2 separate regions of the Mus musculus genome follow, and region 2 is linked to region 1. The links are chromatin loops, found by intact Hi-C in ENCODE. Cell type or tissue: left cerebral cortex. All regions are shown on one strand.

What was found. Hi-C counts contacts between places; a loop is a spot of excess contacts. Peaks named below come from ENCODE experiments on the same cell type or tissue, not always from the same donor. Only the 100,000 strongest peaks of a DNase experiment are listed, where the experiment ranks them.
Region 2: a loop joins it to region 1, with 2.7 times the contacts of the local background. A loop is called at or near these places in 3 of 42 quality-filtered maps.

The regions. Positions count from the first base shown.
Region 1 is chr15:68,646,718-68,654,717 of GRCm38, forward strand. No RefSeq gene overlaps it. Among named protein-coding and RNA genes, the nearest start is that of Gm25987, 21 kb to the right of the region's middle. In left cerebral cortex, no CTCF peak of the experiment used is centred here; a DNase peak (open chromatin) is centred at 3,907.
Region 2 is chr15:68,791,712-68,799,711 of GRCm38, forward strand. No RefSeq gene overlaps it. Among named protein-coding and RNA genes, the nearest start is that of Gm49415, 40 kb to the left of the region's middle. In left cerebral cortex, a CTCF peak has its summit at 3,597; DNase peaks (open chromatin) are centred at 3,722 and 4,039; H3K27ac peaks cover 1,834 bases.

The DNA.
Region 1 (8,000 bases):
TTTAGAGCATATGTTTAGAATCTCTAACAACCTAATTTGTTCCCCAAAGACAGTTCTGTGAGAAAGGAGGTCGGTTTGGTCAGAGGAAGGCAATTGAAAGGAGTTAGGGCTCTTAGCACCAGGGAGATTGTTAAGGAAGATGCTCCCAGAGGAGGCAATGAACACTAGATTTGCAAATATTTCCTCCAGCTAGTTGTTTGCTGAGAGCTGACAGGGGCCATGTTTACTGGCATCCCCCACCTCTCAGATGAGTATGCCCACCCAGAGCGAGGAAGGGGTTAATCTAATTGAGACTTTATTGGCTTGTGGGGAAGCTGAAGGGAAAACCACACAGAGGAACTCATGAGCCTTCATGAAAGTTTAATTTGATTTTGTGAAAGGGGAACAACTTGTATCTGGGCTTGCTGTGTTTAATATTAAAGCAACGATGGGCTCCTAAGACAGGCATGGAGCTGGGTAAAGCATAAGCCACAGACGGAGTGGTGTGTGTGTGTGTGTGTGTGTGTGTGTGTGTGTGTGTGTGTGTGTGTGTGATGAAGGAGGCTTTCTTTGAGTTGGAAGGCCAGGGTGAGGGGCAAACCCAAGGTCCCAGATGGGAACTTCTAGTTTAGGCTTCATTTTCATGAAAAACCTCCAATTAGGCTTCTCCACAGGTTGCTTATGAATATTTTCGAAGATAGCTTGATAACATTAACAAAAGCAGACTTCCTTAATGAACTTTAAAAACTTCATCACCAGGCCACTGGATTAAATGTATTCCTCAATTTTATACTTTAAAATAAATTTTGTCATTATACTACATAACACATTGTATTGCTCTGGAAGTCTCTCCTTTTGTGTATGTGGTGTGGTTGTGGAATGTTATGGTGTGATATGGTGTATCTCTGTGTTGGTCTATGAACACGGGGGCCAAAAGTCAATGTTGAGTTATTATTTCCAATTTTTCTCCAGCTTGCTCTCTAGACAGGGTATCTTACTGACCTTGGTGTTTGCAGATTCAGTTATATTCCTGACCAATGGGCTTTAGGAATCTTCAGAGATCTGCCTTTTTCCCATGGCACTGGAATTACAGTCCTATGACAGTAGGTAGGAATCAACTGTTTCTTTTTACATGGTTGCTGGGGACTGAACACAGGTCCTCCATTTTACATGACAAACACTTTACCTATTAAGCCTTCTCTCCAGCCAGGGTTTTCTCCCATTTTGTTGTTAAAAATAAACACTAAAAACAGTTCCCAGTGTTTATAAGGATGTTTTTGGCATTTTCCTGTCCATTATGGTTTGAGTTTAAAATGGCCCACTTGCTTTACAGACTCATGTGCTTTGCTTGGTCCCCAGATGGTGGTGCTGATATGAGAAGCTGTGAAACCTTTCAGAGATAGCATCTAGCTAGAAGACTTAGGTCACTGAGGATAGGGCTTGAAAGTGCTTTCTGGTTCCTCCTCCCCAAGCTCTCTGCTTCCTGCTCTGGCTGGAGAGATTTACCACGTTTGCAGGATATCCAAGATACTCTAGCTGCCTGCCATTCCCTAACCATCATGATGTGCAGTCTCTTCTGAATCATGAGCCAAAACTAAGCAAGCCCTCTCCACCTGTCTGCATGACATTGCTGCCCCCCTGCTTCTCCTAATTCCATTTAAATTTTCTGCCAGGTAAATAAGGCTCTGTCAAAAGGCTAGAAATTGCTGACCTTGTCTCATTCAGCAGCTGAACAGAGAGAGTGAAGGGGGGCAGGAGGGGGTGGGCAGAGACTCGGGGGACCTTCCAGCCTTGTTTGAAGTGAGAAATGCTAAGCCTGCCATATTTAATGGCTGGCCTGGGAGCTCAGTTGAAAGCAGGAAAGCTGCACTTCTCCTTGACTCGGGCTGTCCTGTAACACTGCCAGGGGCCATGCTAAGTGGTGGCTTCAGTCTGGCTCTAGATAGGACCAAGGGACCAGCAAAGATTTCCAGGCTGCAGTTTGCCTAGTAGGCCATGGCTTTCTCTTTTTAACCCCCTTACATGTAAAAGGAAAACTGCCTTTTCTTTGTGGAGGGCCTAGAACTATATTACTTGCCTTTCTTACTGTTGTGACCAAAATGCCTGACAAGAAGTGGGGTTTATTTTGCCTTACAGTTTAAGGGAATAGAGTCCTCCATGGAGTAGAAGTTACAGAGGCAGGAGTGGGAGGCATCTGTCACATTGTACCCTCAGTCAGGAAGCAGAAACAGAGGAATGCTGGTACTTAGTCCACCTCCACAGAGGAGTGCTAGTACTTAGTCTACCTTCTCTCTCTTTTTTTCTTTGTTTTGGTTTTGAATTTTTGTTTTTTTCAAGACAGGGTTTCTCTGTATAGCCCTGGCTAACCTGGAACTCATTCTGTAGACCAGGCTAGTCTTGAACTGTGACATTTGTCTGCCTCTACCTTCTGAGTGCTGGGATTAAAGGTGTGCAGTACCATGACCCAGCTACCTTCTCCTTTCTAAAAATAAAAAAATAAAAAAATAAAAATAAATTTATTAGTCTAGAACCCAGCGTATAGAATAGCTCACTTCCTGTAGTTAGGATTTGTCTTCTTATCCCAGCTAACCTAATCTAGAAACTCTTTCATAGACACACCCATCGGTTTGTCTTTTAGGCAATTCTAAATCCTATTAAGTTGATAATATTAACTATTCCATTAAGGTTCCTCAGGGAACTACAAAAGGTACCGGAAAGCTCTTCAGAGCAGCACTGGCAGGAGGGTGAGAGGACAGGAAAGTCTGCCATGGAATCACAAATTCTAATAAAAGCCTTGCTGTCAAGCAGCCCTCTCTAGCCATCAGCTGCCTTCCAAAGGTCCAAATCTCAATTGGTCAAGATGGCTAATTGGAAATTATCCTTTCAGATGATATTCTGGGCTAAAGTCTCCCAATGCTCTGGGACTGTGGCACACATGCGTGTTAGTTTGTTGATCTTTGGATCTCTGGAACAAACACTCCTGTCTTATATTTCTATCCAGTGCCCCAGCTGGCAACAACTGCCTCTGATTCCCCCGTGAAGATGTTATCTTCTCCACTTTCTGACATCTGAACAGTCTTCTTTTATCAAATAAAGAAAATACTCCTAGGATTAAAAAAAAAGAGAGAGTAAAAAGCTGCAGAGTCAACACGTATGAAAGCCTTCTCCTTGCCTTTTCAGAACGTCTAATTATCAATTTAAGTGGGCAGTTTGCCGCAGCCCTCGCTGATTAATTTATCAAATGCTGAAGCCTCTCTCATTCACCTCTTACTTAGTTCAGCTAAGTGATGCAATGGCAAGCAAGTCAGTGTCTCTGAAAAGCCCCTGCCTTGCCATGCTGTGGTCTTTATTCCCAATCCATGCTGTTCATTTCACTATTTCTCGCTGTGAATTGTCCTGGGCTAGTTCCTGAGACCTATCTCACTCACTTTCTATGGAATGAGTGACCTCAGACAGGCTGTGGCTTAGGGCAAAGCCACAAATTCATTAACTGTCTCAGCCACTGATGGATGGGCCTGCCCAGCCCCCCAGCCCATTCTCTGATGAGAATCAATTTCACTCTCTCCCACAGAAGCACTGGTGGCATCCTCTAATGAATAACAAGCTGCAGCTCACGTGTGCGTGTGTGTGTGTGTGTGTGTGTGTGTGTGTGTGTGTGTGTATGCTTGGTGTGCCATCATTCTCCAAAGTGGCTTTCACACCTGCTGTGATGCAGCATTGAGAGCAGTAATTACTATCATCTCCATTTATGAGAGGATGGAGTTTATTCTTAGACAGATGTGTGTCAGCTGTCCAAGTTCAACACCTCATGTATCCAACTGCTACAACTGAGCCATAATATACCAACTTAAAACTCAGTGGCATTCAACAAGAAACATTTATTTAGCTCCCTCATCTATGTGTTAGCCATGAGTCAGCTGAATGCACTGGGATTGGCTGATGTGGTTGGTTCTGCTCCAGGAGTCTTTTATTATCCAGAAACAGAGGGCTTCTCTGATGTGCCCTGTGTGGTTATGATGGAAACTCGTGACCTTAGACAAGAAGCAGGCACATACTTGCTTATATTTTATCTATTTGTCAGAGGTTGTCTTGTAGCTAAATCAAGTAAAGGGTTGGTGAAGAGGCTTTGCTGTCTTTTGTGGGAGGAGCTGCAGTCACACGACAGAGGCACATGTCAAGGAGTGATAAAGACTCCTGTCTGGGAGTTGCAATGGACTATAGTCACTTTGTCTACAATCCAGATTATCCTAGTCTTTGGGCATGTCTATGAGGAATTGTCTTTTTATGTCAATTGAGATGGGAAGTCTTGCTTATTATGGATGGCCCCATTCCTTAGACATTTTGTATGAGGGTGAGAGAGTAAGTTGAGTGCAGATATGCATGAATGCATTAATTACTTTCTGCTTCTTGAGTATGTATGTATGCAATATGATCAACTATGTCAATGTCCGGCTGCTGTGACTTCCCCACAGTGAAACATAATCAAAGGTCTAAAAGAGGGTTTCCTCAAAGTACTTTATATTCTCCTGGTATGAATATTTGAAGGGGCATATCTGTTGTACCAGGCTCTTTTAGGAATGATCTTATAGGAGCCAAGTGGTAGTGGTGCATGTCTTTAATCCCAGCACTCAGGAGACAGAGACAGATGAGACTCTGAGTTTGAGGCCGGCCTGGTCTACAGAGAGAGAATTCCAGGACATCCACAGCTACACAGAGGAAACCCTGTCTCAAAAAATAAAACCAAAAGCAAAAGCAAAACCCTCAAAACCAACCAACCAGATAAATAAATAAACAAACATCAACAGAGTTCTATGGTCTCACCTGCCCCAATTCATGTATTAGAAACAGTCCTTAATGTAATAATAGTATTGGAGGGTGGAACATTCTATGGATCTGCCTTCATGAATATACTAATGCTGTTTCTTTATAAAAAACTTTAACAGGAGTCTTTTATTCTGCCTCCTGTCAAGGAGGATACTGGTTCACTCCCCCTGGAGGAGGCTATCTTGTATATTTTGGGCAATTCTCAGCAAATGTCAGGGACTTGACTTTGTACTTCTAGTCTTCAGAACTGTGAGGAATAAAGATCTCTTCCACATATTTCCTGTAGTCTATAGTAGTTGGTTAGAGCAGCACAGATGAACTAAGAGAATAAGAGACAGCTTCTGTTTCTATGGAGCTTAATTCCTAGCAAAAGGGGGCCAGAACAATGTCTAGTGATACAGATGCTGTGCTTCCGTGAAGGGCCAGAGAAGAAATATTTTTGATTTTGGAGACTTCAAGGTCTCTGATACTATGGCTCATCTCACAGATAGATCAGGAAGGCAACTGTAGAGTAAATAGGAGTGACTGAATTATCATAAAACTTTGTTTACAAAACCAAGCCAAGTAGGATTTGATATAGAGGCTTAGGTGGTCCTGATTTGGGTGTACACAATACAGTAATGGAATGTGTAATGACTTGACTGTGAATGTCATCCCCTATTAGCCCATATATTTGATTGCTTGGTCCCCAGTTGGTAAAACTGTTTGGGAAGGATTTGTTCATGTGACCTTCTTGGAGATGTGTCATTGGGAATAGGATTTAGGGTTTTGAAAGCCCACCCCATTCTTATTTATGTCTTTGCCTCCTACTTGCAGATAAAGATATAAACTCTCAGTTCCAGTGTTGTTCCTGCCGGCTGCCATGCTCCCCCCATCATGAAGGCCATAGACTCACATCCTGAAACTGGGAAACACAATAAGCCTTTTGTTTATCAATGAAGTCATGGTATCTCATCACCAGGCTAGAAAGGGTAAGCTAGAATAGCAGAAGAAGGGGTGGAGATCAGAGAACAACTTTTCATCCATGTAACTTAAGGTGATCCCTAACCAACAGGAGGAAGGAGACCATCAATCCAGTGAAAGCCATAAGAGAGAAGGTCCCGGCCATGGGAAGAGCTAGCACAAAGGCACAAACACACAAAGGTAAAAAGGTTAGAAGAATCCAAGGAATGAAAGCAACCCAGAGGATGAACAGTGTGGTTGCACTTATGGGAGAAAGGGAGAACAAGGTGAGTGTAATTTGGGCTAATAAATTCAGGTATTTATAAAAAGCATAATATGAAGTGTAAAATTTATTCTGACACTTGTTAAAAAATAGTAAGACAGATAACATTTAAATTTCTACAATAGAGGAAAGCAGGATTAGTGATTTATGTTTCTGTGCGTCATGTAGGATAGAGCCAATAATTGGGGAAGGTGGTCGCTCGTTTTAATTGGCAACTTGACAAAATCTCAAATCACCTGGAAAGAGTGTCTCCATAAGGGACTGTCTAGGTCATGTTATCATATGGGGGTGTATCTTGATTATATTAATCTTGATATTATCTATCTATATATTATCTATATATATTATCATGGTTATATTATATTGAGCTGGGAATACCAGCTCATGTGAGTGGCACCACTCCCTAAGCAGGGGATATTGAACTGGATAAGAACAGAGAAATTTAGCTGAGTATAGGCATGCGTGCATTAACTATTTCTATCTGCTTCTTGACTCTGTATGGATGCATTATAGCCATCTATGCCAGGCTCCTGATTGCCAGTATTTTCCTAGTGATGAATGGTGTAGTAGATTGAATGAAAAATGCCTCAGCTAGGCTCATATATTTGAACATTTGTCCCTCGTTGTTGTTGTTGTTTGGAGAGCTCATAGAAACTTTAAGAGATACCGGCTTGCTGGAGAAAGTATGTCACTGGAGGTGGGTTTGGAGGATTATATAGCTTTGCTCCGGTTTCTGTTTCCTCTCTCTCTGCTTCCTATGTACAGATTAAAAAAAAAAGTGTCATCAGTCAGCTTCCAGATCTTGCCCCCATTCCATGCTATCCTTTCTATGATGGACTTGATCCCCTGGGGAATCATGGCCCAAACAAACCATTCCTTCTTTAAGTTGCTTCAGGTCAGAGTGTTTTATCACAGCAGTGGAAAAGTAACGAATTTAGACTTTAACATGGTCATGAGAGCTAGAATAAACCACTTCTTCCCTCAATTACTTTTGTTAGAGTTTATTATCACAGCAACAGAACAAACACCAAGACAGGCAGACAGTGGATTGAAAATTGCTCTGAGATTGAAATCTAAGTGTAAGAGGATTCTTTCTCAGCTGCTTGTTACAGTGTTTACTAATAAAAAGGTCAAGTGTTTAGATAACAATATATGGAAGAAGCAATACCTTCACATATGAAAAGTTGAGAGTCTTACGTCGAGGAAGTAAAAGGGATACAAGGGAAAGGACCCCAAGACTGGAGCTTCAGCTGTAATAGTCTGTCTCTGATTGAAGGGAAGATCTAGAGCAAATGTCAGATTAACTTCAGTTAATTCTGTATGGGAAGCTGTGGATGATGCCTTTAACAATTTACCTAAAAAGTAACAAAATGAGAGACAGCTGAGGCATCATGTGAAAACTCCTAACTTCCACGTTGAGATGGTTTGGTACCAGTTTAAGCCAATTGGTTTGGTTTCCCAATGGTCAACTGTAACTTTTTTTGATTGTCAGTGAGCTTGAGAAACTCTATTTTGAACTTCAGGACAATTTTAGAAAATATACTTGAAGTTATTATTAATATGTCAACTTAAATACATTAAATACATTAAGGTTTTTATTTTTTTTAAAGGAGACTTTTTTTTTACTGGGTGAAACTAGAGTTGTCAGTACAAGGTCAGAGTAGTGGGGCAAAGTCAAGATGTACTCAGTGTGGAAGCACAGAGCAGCCCGGGGTTTGGACAAAGAAGAAGCCTGTTATCCATCACTGTAGGAGCTTGGGAAGAGGAGTGACATGCTTTAATTTTTATTTAATCAGACTGCTTGTTGTTTCTGGACTGATTTCAAGAAGATAAGAGCAGAAGCAGGGAGAAAGCATAGAAGGTGACCTTCCTAGTCTGTGACAAGCTAGGCCTTGGATGCGAGGTGTGTCAATGGAAACGGACACAAGTCAATAGCTTGGAAGGTCCTTACAATAGAGGTTAGAGGTTAGAA
Region 2 (8,000 bases), 140 kb after region 1:
CCGAATAAGCTTGACACTTAGACTTTTCACTCATCAATGAAAGGGATTTTTAATAATATATTTGCTGTTTGTCTGTAACAAATGAATAAAAACTCTAGCATATTTTCCTGCTTAATAAAAATATTTGTGTGACTACTGACTATTTACAAAAATATACATGTGGATGAATGGGTAGATAAATGGATGGCTAGACTGATAGGTGGAGGGTAAATAGATGGAGAGGTGAATGGATGTAGTGAGCATAAGAATGTAGATATATGATACTGAGATTATTACAGGGGCAATGAAATGAGCATTTATACTGAATTAGAGAAAAAGTATTAAACCACTACTAACTACAATTATCTTTAGGTTCTTTTATATATCTGTGTATCCGATACTGCATCAATGTTTTAGAGGTCTCTTAATAAAACCAGACAATTTGCACTATTTTTATACCTGCTTAATTGGTGAGAAAATCTGGGCTCAAATTGATTGACTAAAACTGTAAATGAAGTAAGTGAACTGTCAGAATTTAATCTTGATGCAGGACCACCTATCCAGGCAGAGGATCTTGACCATCCAGTCATTTTACCAAGAAATACAGATATCTATATTGTTGAAATATATAGATACCATCCACCATGTCACTGGAGCAGAAGCTGAGAAACTCACAAGCACTAATCCTCCCTTCTCTATGCCAGGTATGACATTTATAAGGCTCAGGTGTTTTCCTATTAGTGAAATGAATGGGTTGGGCTGAGATGACCCAAGCTCCCTACCATACAGAATATCGACTACATATGATATCATGGGCTATTTCTACTGTCTTTGGATACCTTTCAGATGACTGTGGCTTTCACGGTTGACAAATAACTAAGAAGGTGATCTGTATCCCTGTATTGACCATTAACACGGAGCCAGGTTGATTAGCTGCACCCATCAAGTTCTGGTTCCTGACATCTTTCCTAAAATTAAAGAAATGTCACTAAACAGTAGGACTTAGCATTTTGAGTATGTAGTAAAGATGCCAGAGGATCAAGAGGAAATTGTAAAGATAGTGATTTTTTTACTTAGTTTGAAGTAAAGAAACAGACAAAACTGATTTTGCAATCATTTCTCTGCAAAATTCTGCTACACAGTAGGGTGTCCTGAAACATCCCATCATTCCACAGTAGCTCACATGTGGATTAGACCCCCTTCTAAGCAACCTGCAGAGCCTCCATGAAGCTCCCTAAGATGCTGTAGCCATTAATGGTAACATGGTTAGCTCTTCCTTGCTTAGACACTTTCTGCTTTCTTGTTCTTTCTCTTCCATTTCATCATCTTGCATTCACAACTGCGGAATAATAAAACATCAGTGAAAATTAATATCTCTGAGTCTGGCTCTCACTTTTCCTAGGACACTTGAGATTCACATATTTGTGAATGTTGTGCTAGTACATGAGTTCACTATCTGCCTACGATAACCCTATTTTCACCCACTGTCCAGGAAATTCACTGTTTGTGGTAGAAATCAACAGGAATAACTCAGGTGGTTGGTTGGATGCCCTTCACAGCTACTATGGCATCTCCGAATACTCCTAGTAGCAAGGAATGTATATGTATAATATATATATTATGTGTGTGCATGTATGTATGTATGTATGTATGTATGTATATATGTATATAACATAGACATTAGACATATGGAAAATCTCCCCAGACATCATAGATCAAAGGTCAAAACAATTTATAAGGCTTTGTTCTTGTAATTTTCTACTTGACTGAGAGAACAAACTGAGATATTTTTTGGATAATTTGTAGCTCTCAGATATCTGCACATATCCGCAAACTGATAGAAGATTAATCACAGTGCTTGAATCAGATAATGCTGAGCCAAACTGCTTGTTCTTTCTAGAGGAAACAGTTCAAAACAGTTGTTGGCAACTTCAAGATTGGAAAAAAAATGACTAAAATTAAAGGGACGTTCACAAATTCATTTCCTAAGTAGCTAATGCTCAGTGTAATTAAATAATACCATTACAATGGATAGTTAGATATGGTCAATAGTGCCAAATATTCAGGTAGTCTGTAGCTGGTGTCCACAGACAAGGCAGTGATGGTCTCTAGAAAGCTCCATCAATTTCAATGAAGAACTGCCAATGAATGCTGGCAGTGATGGAGCACTTATCTAGTACTTATGAGGCCCTGGGTGTGAACTCCAGCACTTCAGATGATGATGGTGGTAGTGATGGTGATGATGATGGTGGTGGTAGTGGTGGTGGCAGTGGTGATGAGGGTTATGGTGGTGGTACTGGTGACAATGACAGGAAAAGGATGATGAATGGGAAGTATAGAGAGGAGAAGGAGAAAGGAGGAGAAAAGGTCTGATAATAGAAAAGAGGATACGCTAAATGAATGGGACAGCAGTGAGCTTCTATCATACTCTGTTAAGAGGTAGCTAGTATTGACTCTACTGAGTTGCCTAGAATGTTTCATTCTAATTTGTCTCCTATTTCTGTTGTACTCTGTCTTCCAATTGAATTCCTCCTTCCATCCCACTGCCCATCTGTCCATCCCAATGAATGACAAGTACCTTGCCATCTGTGATTGGACATTGCCACATATGAGTGTAGTGCCTTATCTAACACTTGTTCTTATATTCATTCAACAAATATTTAATCATCTGTTGTATACCAAGTTACTATACACACACATTCACACACACACACACACACACACACACACACACACACACACTTATTTAAAGCCTTTTCTTTTGGAGTTTATACTCTATTGAAGAAAGACAGGTACAGTAAAATATCCATAATAACAATGAAGAAATATAAAGCAGAAGTGGAACAGCTAAGCCAGACTCCTTTCTTCCCCAAATTATTCTGTGCACACCACAAGGGCTTCCAAAGAAAGAGGAAACACATAGAGACTTCAAGAGCCTGAGAGTGGCAGGAAAAGGGTAGGGACCTTTTTGTAGAGGTCAGGAGAATGCTGTAAGATGTCAATAAGGTCTTTGAGGACCAAGGGGCTTTGTAACTGAGACTTGAACTCATTCTCTGAGCAGGCAAAGATTTGGCAGTAGTCTAGAGTCTCACTGCTTGGCATGTCTTCAGATCAGCCACATCAGCATCATACAGAAGCTTGTAAAAATTAATAATCCCAGGCTAGCCCTAGGCCCACCAAATTGGAAGCATTATTTTTATATGCTGCCCAGCTGACTCCAGTGCAAATTAAAGTTTGAGAAACACCTTTTTAACCAGGGTTTGAAGAGTCATAAAACCTTGATGCCAAGCCACATCTGATGCCTGTTGCAATGGAATTTGTGAGGGGGGGGGTAACAGAATTTTCAAAATCTAAGCATGAAAGTTACAACGTGAAATTTCTTCTTGATTCTGGCCTCTGTATGCTGTTGTGAGCAGATATTCAACTGTGACACAATTTGGAGAATAAGAAACCACACCTCTGACTTCAGGTGTGGCCACATTCATCATAAACCCCCCAAAAGCTCAGTTAATGAAGCAAGAACTTCTGAGTAGAAAGACGTACACATTCACTCTTTGTGAAGAGGTTTTCTCTTCCTGGTGACAGGCTGGCAGATCTGGCCCCCTGCAGGTGGCTCTGCTGTTGCAGACACAGGACAGAGCGGACACACCCATGCTGGGTTTGCTGTTCCTTCCTGAGCAGCACATAAGGATGCTGGAAGAGAGGACAGCGGGGCTTTGGAGCAAAGAAGAGCATGTAGTCCCTAATCCATATCAACAACAGGCTCTGTTCTTGAGGATCAGCCAAAACGCTTTATTTCTCATCAAAACTGAGTCATACTAAAAAAGCAAGAAGTAGAGCCAAGATGCAAACTTTCTCTAGCACTTTCTTCCCAGAACCTTAGTCATGCTATTTACCTATGAGTATCCTTTGAACCATTTCCCCCTGCATTTCCCACCATCAACCCTAAATCAATGGAAGGGGGCATGGCAGAAAGCACTGATCTGGACAGTACTCCACTGGAGCATCTGGGCTTGCTTACAGGCTTGGATCTGGCAGGAATTACTGTTATGTCTTAGAAAATGATGTAATCTCTCTATCTCGTCTCCTAGAACATTGTGAAAAAATACAAATTTCCCACCAAGTTACATCCTCTGTTCACACATCTCTTCCTTCCCCCATATTGGCACCAATATTTAGGAAAGGAAAATTACCATTCTCCATAAGAAAGGACCAGAACATGCAACTGAGAGCAAGCTCAAGGCCAAGAAGACTAGAATCCTCTCTGGGCTTAGCGGTAAAACCAGCCCATCTTTCCTAAATTATTGGTTCATTTAGATTAGCTGGTTCTATCCATTTTCATTGGTCCAGCTATGACATTATCCCAAGAGCTCACAGTTCCTGATTCAGGCCATCTTACATTCAAAATTACTTCAACTAGATATTGTGACACTCATTACACACACACACACACACACACACACTCTCTCTCTCTCTCTCTCTCTCTCTCATGACACAGAGAGAGAAAGAGAGAGAGAGGGGAGGGAGGGAGGGAGGGAGGGAGGGAGGGAGGGAGGGAGGGAGGCAGGGAAGGAAGGAGGAGGAAAAAAGGAAGGGGGACATGGCTCAATAGACTTTGACATCTTCTCTATGCCTCTTTAAAGGAGGACACTGGAGCCATCCTCCAGTTACTTCTGCTCAAAACAGTCCTCATGTTTAATTTTCATCTCCTTTTCTCCATGGAAAATTGATTATCAGCTCCTATGAATACAGTAACAAAAGTATCTTTTCACAGGAAGCAAATCTGGTCACATGACTTCTCTCTTCATCCCATGGCAGCTCCTGCCTCTAGAACAGAGCCCAAGTGCCTTTGCCTGCTTTTAAGGAAGATCCTTAGGACCCGCCCTGTGAAGTCGCAAAGCTCCAGATTTTGCTAGCTCTTTTGTAAACACATGCTCTTGGCGTGGTGGACTCATTAACTTCTGAATGAAATGTGCTGTTTGTTACTGTGAAAATGGAGACAGAGCCTCACTTCCCTTTCTCTCACTCCTTCAGGACAGTGTCCCCATCTCCTGCCTCCTACTGGAAGATGACTTATAGAGAACCTCCACTGGATATCTGGTCATTGGACTTAAGCTCCTGGTGTTTCTGTCACAGGCCTTCGTTGACATCTGCTATTTAGTGACAAAGCTGGACTAGGTAAGAACTTCCATGAGAAGACAAGCTTTATCTTTGCCCCATTGTTCTGTTCACAGTCACAAGTAGACACCTTCTACTGTGTTCAAGAACCAAGAGACCCCTGGCTACTTACACTCAAAGTCTAGCCAATGATTCACACCGTTTCTAACTTTTTTTTGATGATGCCACAATTACAAGACACCATAAGTTGTCTTCCTACATCATTTTGTTGCGTTTCCTCCTATAGACACATCATTCCTTCTCCATGCTTACTTCTAAAATGCAGATTTGATCATTTCCCTTCCTGGGTTAAATTTTGTTTTCATAGGCACTATTGTCCAAAGGTTAAAATCTGCCCACCTTAAAATAGCACATGTTATGTTCCTTTGCAGTCTTCCCAGCTTTAAACCTCAGGAAATCTGGAAGCCCCACCCCCCTCAGATTCCCATTTTTTAGGTTGAAATGGCCTCCTGATGTGTAAATACATCATTGTCTTCAAGAGTTCATTTCATGTATCCATTAGGGATAACATATACTATACTGTGTATCAACATCTGTATCAGGTACAATGATGGACAAGAAAAACATAGATGTGCTCTCCCAAAAGGTCTGAATCTCATGGGGAGAAAAGGGTGCTTGTACTTCCCTTCCTAACTGATGCCTCTTTTGTGATTCATCGTGTACCACTCTGTCTGTCAACATGTCTACTCTTGTAGCTTTTTGTTTACACATATGTCAGATTATACCAGGAAGTACCGTGCCTATTCATCTGGCATCCCCAGCACTGGAGAAGTGTCTGACATGTGCTAGTTATTGAATAAATGTTTATAGGATAAAGGAGTAAGGACTTGCTTAGCTTTTCCAGTATTTGAAGCTCTGAGGCAATGGAACACACAATGTCTGTCATAAATGGAGAAGAACAGCTCTCCTCAGAAGAGGACTGGTTGGAACTGGATATTCCTCCAGAGATTAGTTCTACAGCCAAGTTCAGCAAAAGGTATCAGCTGTGAAGATGAGGGTTATAACAATAGATGAGTTAAGGTTCCCCCACTAAACAGGATTTCCCACTGGACTCAACCCATAAGCCTTCCCCATTTCATGCATATATTGAATTTGAGGTTTGGTTGTTGCTGGTAGAAAGAAACAGATTTTTGTTTTTAAAATTTAATCATGATTTAAAACTATTGAAATATTTATCAAAATTCAACATGCCTTTTCCACATGACCGATCAGCAATTTTGTGCTAATGGGAAGCTGAAGCCAAACCAAATGCCTATTACTAAGGAAATGGATTCATATAATACAGTACTTACACACTTTTAAATTATATGCAATGGGAAAAGGCATTGAACTTAATAAGCTTAAAATAGTATGGTTGCTGAAAACTGGAATAGAAAAAGAGTAAAATAAAAAGAGAACATGGATTTCAGGACAATATTATTTATATTTTTAAAATTCATGTATTCAAAATGGTATGTATTTTTTACAAGTATATGAATGTGATTAAAGAGTATATATATATATATATATTAAACTATTGGAAGGAAATAGCAACATTGAGAAACAAGAGGATATTTTTTTAAAAGATCAGAATTTCAAATTGGATTGGACATAGGCTAACATGCTATCCTGGAAACAATCCGTATCCATGTTCATGTAAAAAGCACAGGTAAATGTAAATAAAGAAAACATCTAATAATTTTAAAAAAGAAGCACACGTACATTACCATGGCTACACTACTAAAGAAAATATCTCTCCCTCCCCATCAATCACTGAAGAGAGTTACTGTCTTCTTTGTTGCCTCCTAAACACTCTCCATTACTGTAATAGAACCACATTCTGTGGTCCATTGGGAGCTTTCCTTTGTGCTGAAAGATAGACCTTGGTCATGCGGGCAGTCTCTCCTGTCAGAGTCTACCCTGTAACTACATTTAAGTACCAGGGCTTATTAAGGCCAGAGTCTGAATCTGATTACATAGCTTAGCCTGAATGCAGTTCCTGTGTATAGATGCTCTTGTGCACATATACCAATGCTTCTTACTCTGGTGCTGCTTATTATCTACCCCTGCTGCTGAAAGCTTTCTTCTCTGAGCCTCATAGAGTTCATGTGTGTGGTAAGATATCTTTTGGTACGTCATTCCTATCCGAAAATAGCTTCATTTCTTAGGGGACAAAGTCAGAAAGCTTCAAAATATACAGGCTGAAAGGAAAGGGGTCTCATGGTTTATCCCACCACAGTGTTGTCGGTGACTTGTCCTGAATGAGTTTCTAAACACATAAAATGTTGCTTCTCTTTTGGGAAACATCTTTTTATTTTCTGGTCTAAGCTCCCCACTATACTTTATCATGCAATCTTCTAAAATACAAATAAACAGAGAAGAAGCTTTTAAAGACACGGTTCCGGATAAATTATGTCTGGCTAAAGCAAGGCTGTCTTATGTAAGTGAATGATTGTGGTTCAGGTGCTCATAAGACATATGCCCGTAAGACAGCAGAGCACTTGGCTTGGCTTCTCATCAGAATAATGCAAAAAAAAAATAAATAAAAAAAAAACACTGAATACTGATCATTTTCTGAGACCAGTTAACACAAAAGCAACTAGAGAAAGAAATATTTACTTCCATGTCAGGACAGGAAAACTGAAGTTTAACAGACCTGAATGCATTGCACATCTTGAAACAACATTAATAAAAACAATAAAGATTTGAACCCAAGTCCAGCTTATTCTAAAGCCTTATATTCACTGTAATAGTAAAGTATTCGTAGTTGTCCAGTACTGACTGAGTTGGCCAGCACACCCAATGCTGTTAGGCACAATATCACTTCTACGAGTGCTACTGGAAGGTAGATGCGATTTCATGTA